Linked DNA regions of Homo sapiens: region 2 is linked to region 1. The links are chromatin contacts, found by Hi-C or POLR2A ChIA-PET in ENCODE. All regions are on one chromosome and are shown on one strand. The core of a region is the stretch at or near the end of the contact, and the rest is flanking DNA. Distances in the headings are between cores, read along the strand shown. Region 1 holds the start of GOLM2 (golgi membrane protein 2). Region 2 holds the start of CEP152 (centrosomal protein 152).

Evidence for each region. Hi-C counts contacts between places; a loop is a spot of excess contacts on that map. ChIA-PET counts read pairs that join two places held with the same protein, here RNA polymerase II (POLR2A). Pooled maps may share reads with other maps.
Region 2: a loop to region 1 is called in a map of CD8-positive, alpha-beta T cell, with 12 times the contacts of the local background. The contact joins the promoter of CEP152 here to the promoter of GOLM2 in region 1. A Hi-C loop is called at or near these places in 1 of 168 maps with a recorded cell type or tissue (CD8-positive, alpha-beta T cell) and 5 of 50 pooled maps. POLR2A ChIA-PET finds 5 or more read pairs at or near these places in 2 of 52 experiments (CD8-positive, alpha-beta memory T cell and activated CD8-positive, alpha-beta T cell).

What each region holds. Positions count from the first base shown.
Region 1 is chr15:44,286,890-44,293,486 of GRCh38, reverse strand. GOLM2 (golgi membrane protein 2) reads right to left here and starts at 4,768. Exons shown (of 10, transcript NM_138423.4): 1 at 4,131-4,768. The coding sequence starts at 4,457. RefSeq lists a silencer at 4,492-4,851 and enhancers at 4,662-4,956, 5,352-5,421, 4,803-5,709.
Region 2 is chr15:48,809,461-48,816,645 of GRCh38, reverse strand. It overlaps CEP152 (centrosomal protein 152), which reads left to right and starts at 5,577. Exons shown (of 27, transcript NM_001194998.2): 1 at 5,577-5,685. LOC124903487 (a long non-coding RNA gene) reads right to left here and starts at 5,948. Exons shown (of 2, transcript XR_007064626.1): 1 at 5,839-5,948; 2 at 4,737-5,715. RefSeq lists enhancers at 5,148-5,207, 5,866-6,427 and a silencer at 5,383-5,573.

The sequences.
Region 1 (6,597 bases), core at 3,519-6,018:
AAAAGAAGCTTCAGAAGACATAATGTCTAAATGTAACGTAACTCTGGATGAGATCCTGGAATTAAAAAAGGACAGCAGGCGAAAACTGAAGAAATCTGAATAAAGTACGGACTTTCATAATAAGATATCAATACTGGTTCATTAATTGTGACAAATGCATCATACTTATGTTAAGATGTTAATAATAGGGAAGACTGGGTGTGGGGTATATAAAAACTCCCTGTACTATCTTTGCAATAATTTTCCAGATCTAAAACTGTTAAGTGGCCAGGTATGGTAGCTCACACCTGGCACTTTAGAAGGCCAAGGCAGGAGGATCACTTGTTTAGTTTTCCAGATCTAATTTTCCAATAATTTTCCAGATCTAAAACTGTTAAGTGGCCAAGTATGGTGGCTCACACCCAGCACTTTAGAAGGCCAAGGCAGGAGGATCACTTCAGGCCAGGAACTGGAGACCAGCCTGGACAAGATAATAAGACCCTCATCTCTACCAAAAAATAAAAAATTAGACCATCATGGTGGCATGCACCTATAGTCCCAGCTACTTGGGAGGCCGAGGTGGGAGGATCGCTTGAGCCCAGGAGTTTGAGGCTGTAGTAAACTATGATCGCACCACTGCTCTCCAGCCTGGGTGACAGAGCAAGACCCTGTCTCAAAACAAACAAACAACAATAACAATAAAAAAAACCCTGAAAAACTGTTAAGTTTAAAATACAGAGACCAAGACTACCCTTTCTACTAAGCAGCTCAGAGAGTCCTCATTAACCCCAAGAACAGACATTCACAAGCAGCCCAAGAAAGTTGTTATAGCCAGCTCAAAATACAGAAGTGGCACACCAAGTGCTGTGGCACACACCTAGAATCCCAGCACTTTGTGAGCCCAAGGCAAGATCACTTGGAGCCAGGAGTTTGAAAGCAGCCTGGGCAACATAGCAACACCCTATCTCTACAAAACTAAAAAAAGAAAAAACTTTTAAAAATATACAGAACTAGCCGGGTGCGGTGGCTCACGCCTGTAATCTCAGCACTTTGGGAGGCCAAGGCTGGTGGATCACGAGGTCAGGAGATCGAGACCATCTTGGCTAACATGGTGAAACCCCATCTCTACTAAAAATACAAAAAATTAGCCGGGCATGGAGGTGGGCGCCTGTAGTCCCAGCTACTCAGGAGGCTGAAGCAGAGAATGGCGTGAACCCAGGAGGCGGAGCTTGCAGTGAGCCGAGATCACACCACTGTACTCCAGCCTGCTTAACCGAGCGAGACTCTGTCTAAAAAAAAAAAAAAATATATATATATATATATGTATGTATACACATATACACACACAGAACTGACATTCAATAAGAGATACAGTCTTGTGAGCCAGCTGCATAAAATATTAGCCAAACACTTAAAAGTAGTTAAGATACCCAGGGCAATATTTCCCAAACTAGTGGGCTTTGCTATATTATTCTGTGCCATAATAGGTAGGCCATGAAAATAGTAACCTGTGATCAAATAAACTAAACAAGACTGAGTTAAACAAAATTGAATAGCCTTCTTTATTAATGGATTTCTCAGAGCTTTTATATTCCAGCAGGCATTATGAATTCCAAGAGGAGGATACACTAACATTTCCCTCCAAAAAAGGTTTTCATTTTTTTCTCCTCACCACCTAAGAAATATTACAAGAAGGGTATTCTGTTTAACACTACTTTGGGGAATACTGCTCTTATGGGAGAGCAAAGGCTCAATAACAGAGTCCCTTACTAGGTGACTGGAAAGAAAAAATAAATCCAGCAAAGAATATAGTGAAGAAGATAAGACTGGAGAGTCCAGTATAACAGAAGCAAGAAAGAAAATAGTTTCCAAATAGCTAGAGACAATCAACAGGATCAAACTACTGGGAGGTCAAATACAGTAAGAATAAAAATATTCTTTGGTTTTGACTAGGAAGACTGCCATTTGTGACCTTCAAGAGAATAGTTTCAAAAAAGGGGAGGAAAGAAAGATGGCAGACATTTTAAGATTAGGATGGTTATGAAAAAATAGGTAGATGGAACATTTGTAGACCATCAATAATTTGACTTTAGCAATGAAAGTGAAAAAACAAATGGGTTGGTTGGGAGAAAGGAATATACAGATTTTTTTTCCTTTACTGAGAACAGGGGACACCCACATACTGTTGAAGGTAAAAAGTGAAACAAACTGAAAGAGACAGTTCAGTAGAGCTGGGCAAGGTGGTGCACACCTGCAGTCCCAGCTACTCAGAGGCTGAAGCAGGAGGATCACTTGAGCTCAGGATTTCAATGCTATAGTGCATCATGCCTGTGTAACAGCTACTGCACTCCAGCCTGGGCAACACAATGAGACCCTGTCTCTTTAAAAAAAAAAAAAAAAAAAGAGGCTGGGCATGGTGGCTCACACCTGTAATCCCAGCACTTTGGGAGGCTGAGGCGGGCGGATCACCTGAGGTTGGTAGTTCAAGACCAGCCTGACCAACATTGAGAAACCCCTTCTCTACTAAAAATACAAAATTAGCCAGGCGTGGTGGTGCATGCCTGTAATCCCAGCTACTCAGGAGGCTGAAGCAGGAGAATTGCTTGAACCCCGGGGGGGCGGAGGTTGCAGTGAGCTGAGATCACGCCATTGCACTCCTGCCTGGGCAACAAAAACAAAACTCCGTCTCAAAAAACAACAACAACAACAACAACGACAACAACAAAAAGTCCAATGGATGAAAGAATGGAATCAAGAGTATTAATTACAACAAGAGACTTTCCTTTGAGACCAGAGAGAAGAATGTGAATTGTAATGCTCAACCATGCCAAGTAGGAAGACCTTACTTTAATACTCCAAACTTTCATGGATTTCTACCTACTCTGCCCGAGAGTTTTTCAGTCTTTAGAGTTAAGCATGCAGCGCACATATAAATGTACTGATTCCTTGACCCTATCATAGCATGTCTATGTTATGGTGAAGAGGAGGGGGTTATAGGGAAGCACTTAGCTGAGGGCCTTAATCTTCATGAAATAAGAAAGCCAGGTAGAGGCTGTCAACAGGAAAGTTAGAAGCTCACAGACAGTTTAATTCATAATGACTTACCCTTAAGTGATTTTGATATGCAAAGTAAAACTTGTAATTATAATGGGCATTTACACACAAAAATGTGAAGATTACCAAAGAAGTGTATAGAAAGGCATCTACTATCCTGCCCAGAAATTTTCATAACTCTACTATACCTACAGAAGTTGCTAAGTCATAAACTATTAATATAGTTACCAATGAGCTAATGAAAACAAGGATTATTTAGTAGCAAGTATGATTACAGTTCAATTTTAAACTTTTTATATTTAAAACTTTGTATAGTTTTCCATCTGCATAAAACACCAACCCTAATAGCAACTTAGCTATACAAAATTTCATTCTATTTTCTTTCAATGAAGACACTGACATGACATTCCACTGCTTAAAATTTATTTTCAGATTCTAATCTTTTGGCTGATTTCATTAACAATTCAAATTGAGTAGATAATGATGGATCAACTATGTCCAAGACACAAGTGTGTCTCACATATAGCTCGAGGGCCCATCTATCATAACATTTTGATCACAAAAAGGCAGTCATAGCTGATTATTTAGTTATTCAATACATCACCCTATAGAGATTTTAAAAGTCACACAGCTTAAAAAATATATGATGACTACCATAAGTAGAGGAGTCAGAGGCGGCTTCGTTCTTTAAATAACGAAATTAATATTGATCAGTGTGCACGGAATAAAAATGAGACAATAACCACACCAAACCTGGCAGTCGCCAGATTTGTGTGTCTTTGAAGGTAAGGGGGCCACACAGGCCAGATGATTACTACTGCCAACTCACCAGCTGAGCTTAGAGAATAGGCAGCATCTGCACACAGTCCACTCTTGAGAACCAGAATTTACAGTCATTTTTTTCTGGCAGGGACCAGAGAACGTGGCACTGATAAACTGGGAAAAGTCTGACAGAAACAGGGTTGTTGGGGGTGAAAGGAGCCTTCAGGACTGAAATACTGGAAGGCATAAGACAACAGCTAGCGGATTAACATCCCGCCCCAGACCCCGGGGAGAAAAGAAACCATGGGGTTTGAAGAGAAAAGGGTCGTCCTTACCTTGTCATCCTCGCATCTCTTCCCGAGGCCCTCTCTGGCCTGCAGCCGGCTGCTGAGGCGGCCGTAGTCGGCCTCCTTCTGGTCGATCTGTTTCTTGTGCGTGTCCACCAACAGCAAGAGGTCCGAATTGCGCTTTTCCAGCCGCCCGCGGGCCACTTCGGTGCGCTGGACCTGGCCCTGCAGCTCGGCCACCTCCTCCTGAAGCAGGACGTGGCGGGAGGAGATGCTCCAGTAGTTGAAGGCGAGGACGACGATCACCACCAGCAGCACCACCAGCACGAGAGAGGGCAGGCGGCCAGCCCGCCGGTTGGCCCCGAAACCCACCATGGGGCCAAATCGGGCTGTACCCTAGGGGCCTCGCCGCAGACACCTGCAGGCAGAAGCCCAGGCCTCGGCTGGAGTTGCCCGGCGGACACGGCCCCAGGGCCGGCCGAGGGAGGAGGCGGGCTTACCGGTCGGCTGCGAGCCGGAGAAGGGGGCGGGGCCGCAAGCCGCAGGTCCCTCCCCGCCCCCCTCCTCAAATCAGGCCAAAACGCGTTCCGGAGGCTTTGAACCCGACCCTGCACCTGCCCAAGGGAACCGGGAGAACCCAGCTGCCAGCGTCCCCCAAACCCAACACCTCACGGTTGGGAGGCGGGGAAAAAAACCGGAAAGGGGCGGATGTACCCTGGCCCCACCCACTAGCTGGGGCCGGGTCGTCTAGGGGACCATTTCCGAGTTTCCGTCGACACCCCTCTTGTCGCGAGAACGTTGCTTCCTCTCGTCTCTCTCTCTCTCTCTCTCTCTCTCTCTCTCTCTCTCTCTCTCTCTCTCTCTCTCTCGCTCTCTCGCTCTCTCGCTCTCTCGCTCTCTCGCTCTCTCTCGCTCGCTCTCTTTCTCTCTCTCTCTCTCTCTCTCTCTCTCTCTCTCTCTCTCTCTCTCGCTCTCTCTCTCTCTCGCTCGCTCGCTCTCTTTCTCTCTCCCCGCCCAGAGTTTTCTCTGTCGCGTAGGGTGTTGTGTTAATTTTGGCGGTCTCAGATGTCTCAGGTACCTGGGTCGGAGTCCTTTCTGTTGTTATCTACTGGATTCCCTTGATTCAAGGCCTAGGGAGTTCCTGCCCTACACTGGCCCTCGCGAAAATATTTGTCTTTGAGGACGTCTGGGGCTGCGACCGCGGAATAGAAAAAAATAGTAGGTGAGCTGCTGCCAAAAAGGAGCGACTAGAAAGGTTTTGTACTTGCTTCTGTAGAAGGGGAATTTCTCTTTTGTGCTAATGATGTGGAAAGAAAAAACAAAAAGACTGTAAAATAGCGATGCCCTAAACATAATGGAGAAAAGCGGGAGAAACCAAGCTTTAGGACTGAAAGGGGTGGTGCCAGTCTCGTTTCCTAGGTTACTGCTTTCACGAACCGAAAGAATTTCAGAATGTGGCGAGCTCCAATTTTTAAACGCACTGCTGCTTTTGCCTCAGCTGGGCTTCCAAACAGAAAGTCCAGAAGCTGCCCTCGATGAATCGTAACTAATGCACTGTTACTGCCAGCGAACACATTCCGGGTTAGAAATAATAGCTCTAACAAATTGTTTTGCGCGCCTAGTCTCATATTATCTTCTCAACAACGCAATTTTACAGATGAAGAATCCAAGACACATAGATGTTTGGGAACTTTCTCTTATCTGGTTTTAAATAGGCTTGAATCCAGATCATTGAACTCTAAACACCAGTGCTGTCTGCATATAGCAGATTGTTTATATGTTAAGTGTGAATTTCAGTAGTGCAAAAAAAAAAACAAAACCTGCCTCTTTTTTTTTTTTGCATAATTATTTTGTCCGTGCATAGAGAAATAAAAAGGTACTGGCTCTAACCTGTTTAAGGAGAGGATGGGGTTGCCTTATTTTTCAGACCTCAGGTTGAAGAACTTCCATGAGTATAAAACCTCAAGAAGGAAAAACCTTGGTATTTTTTATTCGAATCAGAGTGATATGATTTTGAGGCAGGAAGACTTGTCATCTTAATTATTCTGTGCTTCCTATCCTCAAAAATTATTTCCCTAAGTCCCGTAGTAGCGTAGAATTATTGCATCTTCAAAGAACAATGATTACTCTCTCAGATGCAGTACAGAAAACCACCACCAAAATTATTAATACTTGGTTCACATCAGAAGTGAGCTCTGGCTTCATAAGATCTAACAAATCCTCTCCACTCTCAGATGACAAGCCGACTTTGGCAAAAGGAAGCAAAGCAAAAATGAGAAATCATTAACTATAAAGAGCCTTTCCATCTCTGCTTTCCTCAACTCATATTGGCCTTGCTCTGCTCAACCAGCAATCGAAAATTATTCTAGGCCGGGCGCGGTGGCTCACCCCTGTAGCCTCAGCTACTCGGGAGGCTGAGGCAGGAGAATCACTTGAATCGGTGAGGCAGAGGTTGCAGTGAGCCGAGATCGTGCCATTGCACCCCACCTTGGGCAACAGAGTGAGACTCCGTCTG
Region 2 (7,185 bases), core at 4,328-6,827, 4.5 Mb before region 1:
GTGCCTGCCACCACGCCCGGCTAATTTATTTTTATTTTTATTTTTTGTATTTTTAGTAGAGACAGGGTTTCACCGCATTAGCCAGGATGGTCTCGATCGCCTGACCTTGTGTTCCACCGTCCTCGGGCTCCCAAAGTGCTGGGATTACAGGCATGAGCTACCGTGCCCGGCCTATTTACTTACTTTTAAGAGAGGAGTATGATCTCATTCATATGATTTTATATTCCTAAATACTGCCCTATTTTTCAAAAAACAAGTAATTTTTCACACTTGCCTTGATAAATATGTTATTTAAGCAGAAAAAATTCATAGCCAGCATATTTTCATAAAGTATAAGCAAATTTCAGAGGAATTACAAGTTGATTGTTTTAGTAATAAGAACTCGAACCTCTAAATGTCTATTATTTTATTTATTTATTTAGTTTTTTGAGACAGACTCTCGCTCTGTTGCCCAGGCTGGAGTGCAGTGGCTGACCTCAGCTCACTGCAGCCTCCGCCTCCCAGGTTCAAGTGATTCTCCTCCCTCAGTCTCCCAAGTAGCTGGGACTACAGGCATGTGCCACCACGCCTTGCTAATTTTTATATTTTTGGTAGAGACGGGGTTTCGCCATGTTGCCTGGGTTGGTCTCAAACTCCTGACCTCAGGTGATCTGCCGGGCTTAGCCTCCCAAAGTGCTGGGATTACAGACATGAGCCATGGCGCCCCACCCAAATGTATATTATTTTAAAGTCGCTATAGAAAAAGTGAAAATATTTAAAGTAGTTAACACTACATAGAGTTGGTTTAATCAAACAACTCACAATAAGCTTACTTGATATTGATGAAGCCAAACATAGTTAATAAATAAACAGTAATAACAGCTCGTAAAGACCATGACTTCCTGGGGGAATGGTGCTATTAACATCCTCCTTCCAAAACTGGGAATTCCAATTACCTTCAACTGTGCATGAGCAAGAGCTTTGTAATATTGCACATCCAAATGATGATCATTCTTGATAAACCCGAAAAATGCACTCATTTTAATTTACAAATTCTTAACATTAGTAACTTCCTATATCTTACTTGGTGGATTTCTAATTGTATGTAAAAATAAAAATCTACAAATTATTTTCCTATGATAATTGAAGAAATGCCTTGGGCATTTGTATCATTTAATACAAATGAGGTATACCAGTGGACCATGGCCCTATTTGGAGTATCACTGGTCTAGACTTTTCAAATATAATCACTAAAAATGTATCTTAGTCATGAATGTTTGGTTGCCAAGAATGTAAACCTACCTTTATTAACTTCTTAGGGCTACTGTAACCAATACCGCAAACAACAGAAGTTTATTCTCTCACAGTTCTGGAAGATAGAAGTCTGAAATCAAGATGTGGTAGGGCCATGCTCCCTCCAAAGGCTCTAGGGAAAAATCCTTTCTTGTCTCTTCCAGCATCTGGTGGCCCCAGACGTTCCTTGGCCTATGGCAATCTAACCCCAATCACCACCTTTACCCTCACATGGCTGTCTTCTCCCTATGTGTCTCTTTGTGTCCTCTCTTCTTATGAAGACACCAGTCATTAGACTTAAGGCTGATAGCACTTTGCATAGCACTTCTGTGATGACATTGCTTTAACCTGATAGCTTTGACACCAAAAAAGAGGAAAAGGGAGAAATGATGGTTTAGCTTTACCTAAGTTTAATCCCGAATGAGCTCATATTAAACAATTGTATCAGCAAAAACCATATTTCCAAATAAAGTCACATTCTGAAGTTCTAGGTGGACATGAAATTTTAGGGAACATGATTCAACCTCTACAATGACCCAAGCCAGCTCAAGTCAAAAAGTTTTTAAGGTTTAGTTATCACAGAATGCAAGGAAAAGCTAAACTGTCTGGCTTTTCAAAGTACAGGAACCAGACAGATACATGGCTTTCAGTGGCAAAAGTTCATGATCTTCAGTCTAGGGTCTACCATGTATATGACACAGTTATGGAGGAAGCATATTTCCCATAAAATACAGGCAAGTGTAATAAAAGTCTGCTTCTCCTCTGTATGGCTACCACCTTGCTCAGTTTTGTGGAATCTTAGTTATCTGGGAAGGGAATACGATTGGCCCAGCTTGGGTCTAGTGTTCCCCTTTGATTCAGTCAAGTCTGGCCAGGACCGTGGGTGGTAGGATGGTGATGGTGGTGAGGTCATAATGACTGTGAGCAGGAGCAGATTCTGTGAGAAGGGACTTGAGCAGAGTGGGCATTTTGATCCACATGTCAATATTAAATGATCCCAGCACAGTGTTTGGCACAAAGTAGGTGTTCCCAAAATACTGTTGAATAAGATGTAAATAATGGTCTGATCTTCCTTGGTTCTTTCCAAGTACTCCTGTTCCATCTCTAGCACTTCCTATTTTTGTCCTGTTCTCATGAAGCCATATCCTTTGTGTAGACTCTTTGTTTGTCCCATCCCATAAGCTCCTGTTGCCCTCGGCACACATTCACCCTTGTCTTTCTCTGCCATCCACTCCCAGAACACCTTCCTGGTTTTTCCTTACTACCTCAGACCCCAGTGTGTACTCTAATCCAATAAGCCATAGTACATAGAAACACAATGGAAAATAATGTTTTTACATTTAAAAGCTGTTTCTCACAATCTCATCTCATTTTTTTTTGGCCACAATCCTGAGAAGTGGGTATTATCATCCCTATTTTCAGATAAGGACTTTGAGGCTTTTGAGTGTTAAATTGTTATGGACAATGCTAGTAGGTAGGAGAACTGGGACTTGAACTCAGATCTTCTTACTCTAAGTTCTGTGTTCCTTTGAAGATAGTACTCCTTGATGATAGCACTTTGGATAGCACTCCTGTGATGACATTGCTTTGACCTGATAGCTTTGACACCAAAAAGGAGGAAAAAGGAGAAATAATGGTTTAGCTTTACCTTTATAAATGCTTGTTAGTGGGAGGGACCCCATCTCATCAACAATGTGACATTTTCTCTTGAAATGTCTCACCCAGCTCATAGGTGTGCCCATTTAAAACATGCAAGGTAAACATCGAGCCAACGTTTCACAAATAATCTTTTGTCCAGCATTTGAGATCTTTGGCAGTTTTACTTTCTTCTCCCACACTTGCCTTTCTTATCCCAGAATGCCTCTGTCTGCTTGTGTTTCTTTGGATGTTAGATTCATTCCTTGTGCACACCATTACCTGACCTCTGTAGAATGCCCTTCCTATTCTCCCAGGCTTAAAGCTCTTCTATGGACCACCTCCTTCCTGCCTTCTTCTCCAGACTTACATCTAAATGTAAGATTCCTGCACTTTTGCTGGTCTGGCCTTTAAATTGCACTCATGCTAATCAACTGACCTGTTGAGCTCTCTCCTTCTCTTCTTCCTTGAACCTGCCTTGATAGATTCATCTTTAGGTGTTCACTTTCCCTAGAATTATTGCCTATTCTACTCTTATTACACTTAGTAAACAATTTTTATTATTATTTATCTTTCTACGTAAGCATCTTGTAACTCAGAGTGTTGGTACCTTGAGCATAGGGGTCCTACCCTGCACCTAGGCCAGGACTTAAACAGGATAGGTGGTCAAAGAAATTTAGTTGAATATATCCATAACTCCACCAAAAACCATTTTTAGAGGCATGGCAGGATGGGAGGTTGATTTATTCTTTATTTTCCCTCTTTGTCACGTATATGCTAGTCTCACTAAAATATTTTGTATGTAGTGATGAGCTCTGGGTTTGGAGATAAAGGACCTGGTTTCAGATTCTGTCTGCCTTGTATTAGCTGTGTAGCCTTGGACAAGTCATTTAATTTATTTTTATGTAAGTTTCTTCAACTGGAAAATGGGTAGGAATACCTGTCCTAACCCCCCACAGTGTTGTAGTGAGAACCAAATGAGATGATGCTTGTGAAAGAATTTACCAATCTGTAAAGCACTGTGTAATGGATTATAAACACTGCCTCCTCATGTGCTTACCCTGACACGTTTTATGCTTTCATCCTTCTAAGAAGCAGTTGTTTGTGCATGGGGATCACCTGGCATTCTTGCTGCAGCACTCCATCATAACCCTCAGCACAGAATGCAACATACAGTTTGCCAATCGACTTCAGTGGGATGTGAAAAGTGAAAAGTGCATTTAATTCTCACTAAGATGCCTTGGCTCAGATTCAACAAATGCCATTTACTTGAAGGCCTTTTATTTGCTTTTTCTGCCTGCCCCCCTGCCAAAATCTTCATCTATTTGTTCATTTATTCATTTACTCATTTAACATAATTGTTTTGAGTGCCTACCAGGGTCATGTTAGACACCCAAGAAGTAAAGTGAGTACTTCAAGATATTCACGTTGTACTGAGTGTAAGACACACAAAAACTTACAGTAGATAAAAGAACTATAATAGGATATATAGGATACACTGTGTACAGAGGTAGGAAAGATCATTTTTGCGAAGTGAGGGAGTGTGTGTCATGAAAGGCTTCAAAGGAGGTGCTAGTCTGTCTTCAAAACTAAGTAGCAGGAGAAGGTAGAGGCGATGCAGGTGAAAGAAACAGCTTTCACAGCAGGTGAAAGAAAAAAAGCGCTCTGGGAACCATTGTTAGCTCAGGCTGTGATTTCGTTCATTCTATTACAGTGGGTTAAATTACCTGTTGTTTGCCAAACCCTATACCAGTTTATGGGGTTACAGGGGTCAGTGTAGGCATCATGGGGGCGGACGGTGAAGTAGCAAAGGAAAACCAGCCACAGTATGAAGAGCCTCGAACAACCATTTTACTCCGTGCCAGTACACATGGGAAAGGGTTGAAAGGATATGTGAACCTGCCGCCACCAATTCCTTGATTATTCACTGGAACCCTTTCAGCCAGAGAAGATAGACACAGTACTGGGCTTTACTGAGGACTGGGTGGCGCTGTCTTTAGGGGCAGGTTAATAATATACACCTAAGTGACAAGAACACTCACACCCGAGGAAATTAGAGTAGTAAATAGACACGTGGAAAAATGTGCCATCTTATCAGTAATTAAAGAAGCAAAAATGTAAACAAAGCGGCACCTAGTAAGGTAGAAGACAAAGCAAAATATCTAAGGCTGTTAAATAATGGGGAAGCAGGCGCCTTAGAAAACAAGGGCAAATGTAAAAAACCTCTAAGGCAAGAGTTCGGTGGGGAATCTGCGGGATTCTGTGTGCTGAAGCGCAGGAGGCACGAGTCACCTTTGCAGTCTCCGGTACCAAACGGGCAAGGGGTCCCCGTAAGACTGCTGCACCCTGGCCGAAGGTAGCGGGTGAAGCGCCTCGGCGTCTCTAGGCAACCGATCAGCCCGCCCACTCCGGGGTGACTTCCTCGTAATTGGCTCTCGAATCCACCAATGGGCGCACAGGGGGAGCTTCCCGCCACCTCTGGCGCCCGCTTTCAAACAGCCGTACTTTGCAACTGCAGGTGGACTTCTCAACCAAGCTTGAGGAAGGCGGAGACTTCTGCCTCCTCGCTCTGCCCTGAGCTGGCACGGCTCCGCCCACCGGGCGAGCTTCTAGTCGGCGATTGAAGGATGCGAGTGCTCCTTAAGGGCCTCCGCCCCGTGAGTTCGGTTGTGACTAGGAAGGAGCTAGTGGACTAGAGCCAGGGTAAGGGGATCTGCTAGAAGTTGGTCTTCCGCCAGGACTAGAGTTTCCTCGCGGTAACAGCCTCCGTGGCCTCCGGTAAGTTCTGATTCACGGGTGAGCTTGGACCTGGGGTTAGAGGAGTTGCGGGGTCCTCGGGATGCTGGCTGAGGGTTCCTGGGGGGGCTGACCTGCCCCCTCCCCAAATCCCGCGGTGGTGGACTGCCCGCATGTTGCGGGCTCAGCTTTTACCTTAACGTGTCATTTAGACCTCTTCATTCCTCCAATATCCTACTTAGAAGTGACATATGGGAAGCCCGCCTCGTTTCCAGGCTGCTGGGGTCGCCCTGAGACCCTACTCTGCGGACCCCGCCTTGGTCACCCTGGCGTCACGCCTGGCTCACAGTAGGTGCTCTGTGCACGTGTGTTGACCGAGTACAAGTGACGCTGGCACCCGAAGCCAGTAGCCCCGGGCATCCTGGGCCCCGTGCGGCTTTGGTCATGTTTGTAGTGCCGTAGCTGACGCCAAACAGTTCCTCAAGGTCATTCGCTCAGCCTGTGGATGCTTATTGTGTATTAGCATTACTCGCTCCGCCCTCTGGGCAACTTGAATCAATTTGTCCAAAGTGCTGTTATTAGCACTGATCACAAGATGTTGTGATCATTTGTTTATATGTCTATTTTCTTTCCCTTCATCGTGTCCTGTTAAACTTTGTAATCTTGAACAGTGCTTGGTAAATTGTCGAATGAATGAATAAGGTGTCTCCACCAGGTGTTGCAAGTCTAAACCGGGCTATGTGCTCTGGCTATTTCCATTCTAGAAGGCGAGTTATGTCAGCAAGTAAGTAGAATTTCCCAACTCCAAGTGCAGTTCTTAGAAACCCCTTTTGTGGGGGTTTATAACCCTTCCTATATCGTAGTCATGAACTTGAGTCTGATTTAAGCCTATTATCACCTTATACCTTCATAGTGCGTGACAATGAACATGCACTCCCTAGACAGGTGAATGCACTCAACTAAAGAGAAGCTGAAGTTGAAGCCATAAGAAAAGCATAAGAAATACAGTCTGAAAGTGCAAAGGAGTGGCCAGCTCCATGGGGGAACAGGCTTGGGAGGGCATCTTGAAGGAGGGTGGCATTTTTGTTCCATAGGAGGTTGCATTATTAGAAGTGACATTTCTCATAGGCTGCACATTCACCTTTTCTCAGATATGCGGAATCCTCTTTATTCCCTAAACCTCTTCGGTAGCTGGCAGACTCCTATTCATCAGTAATAATGTCATAATAGTAATAAAACTACAATGTATTGATTGGTACATAGTGCTAATTACTTTACATGTAGTATCTTGTGAATCCTCAGAATCAATCTTTGAAGTAGGTATTATTTTTACCCCCATTTCTTTAACGTAGAAGCAGAAACAGTTTGCTCAAGATTGCACTGCTGATAAATAGAAGAGCCAGAATTGAGCCCAGGTTGTCTGAATGAGTGCCCTCATTCTTAGAACCACTTATAGCCATATTGTGTCCTTTAAGATTTATTTCTAATCTAAAAGCTCTTTTTTTTCTGTAAAACTTCTCTAAACTATCCTTTCTTCTTAGG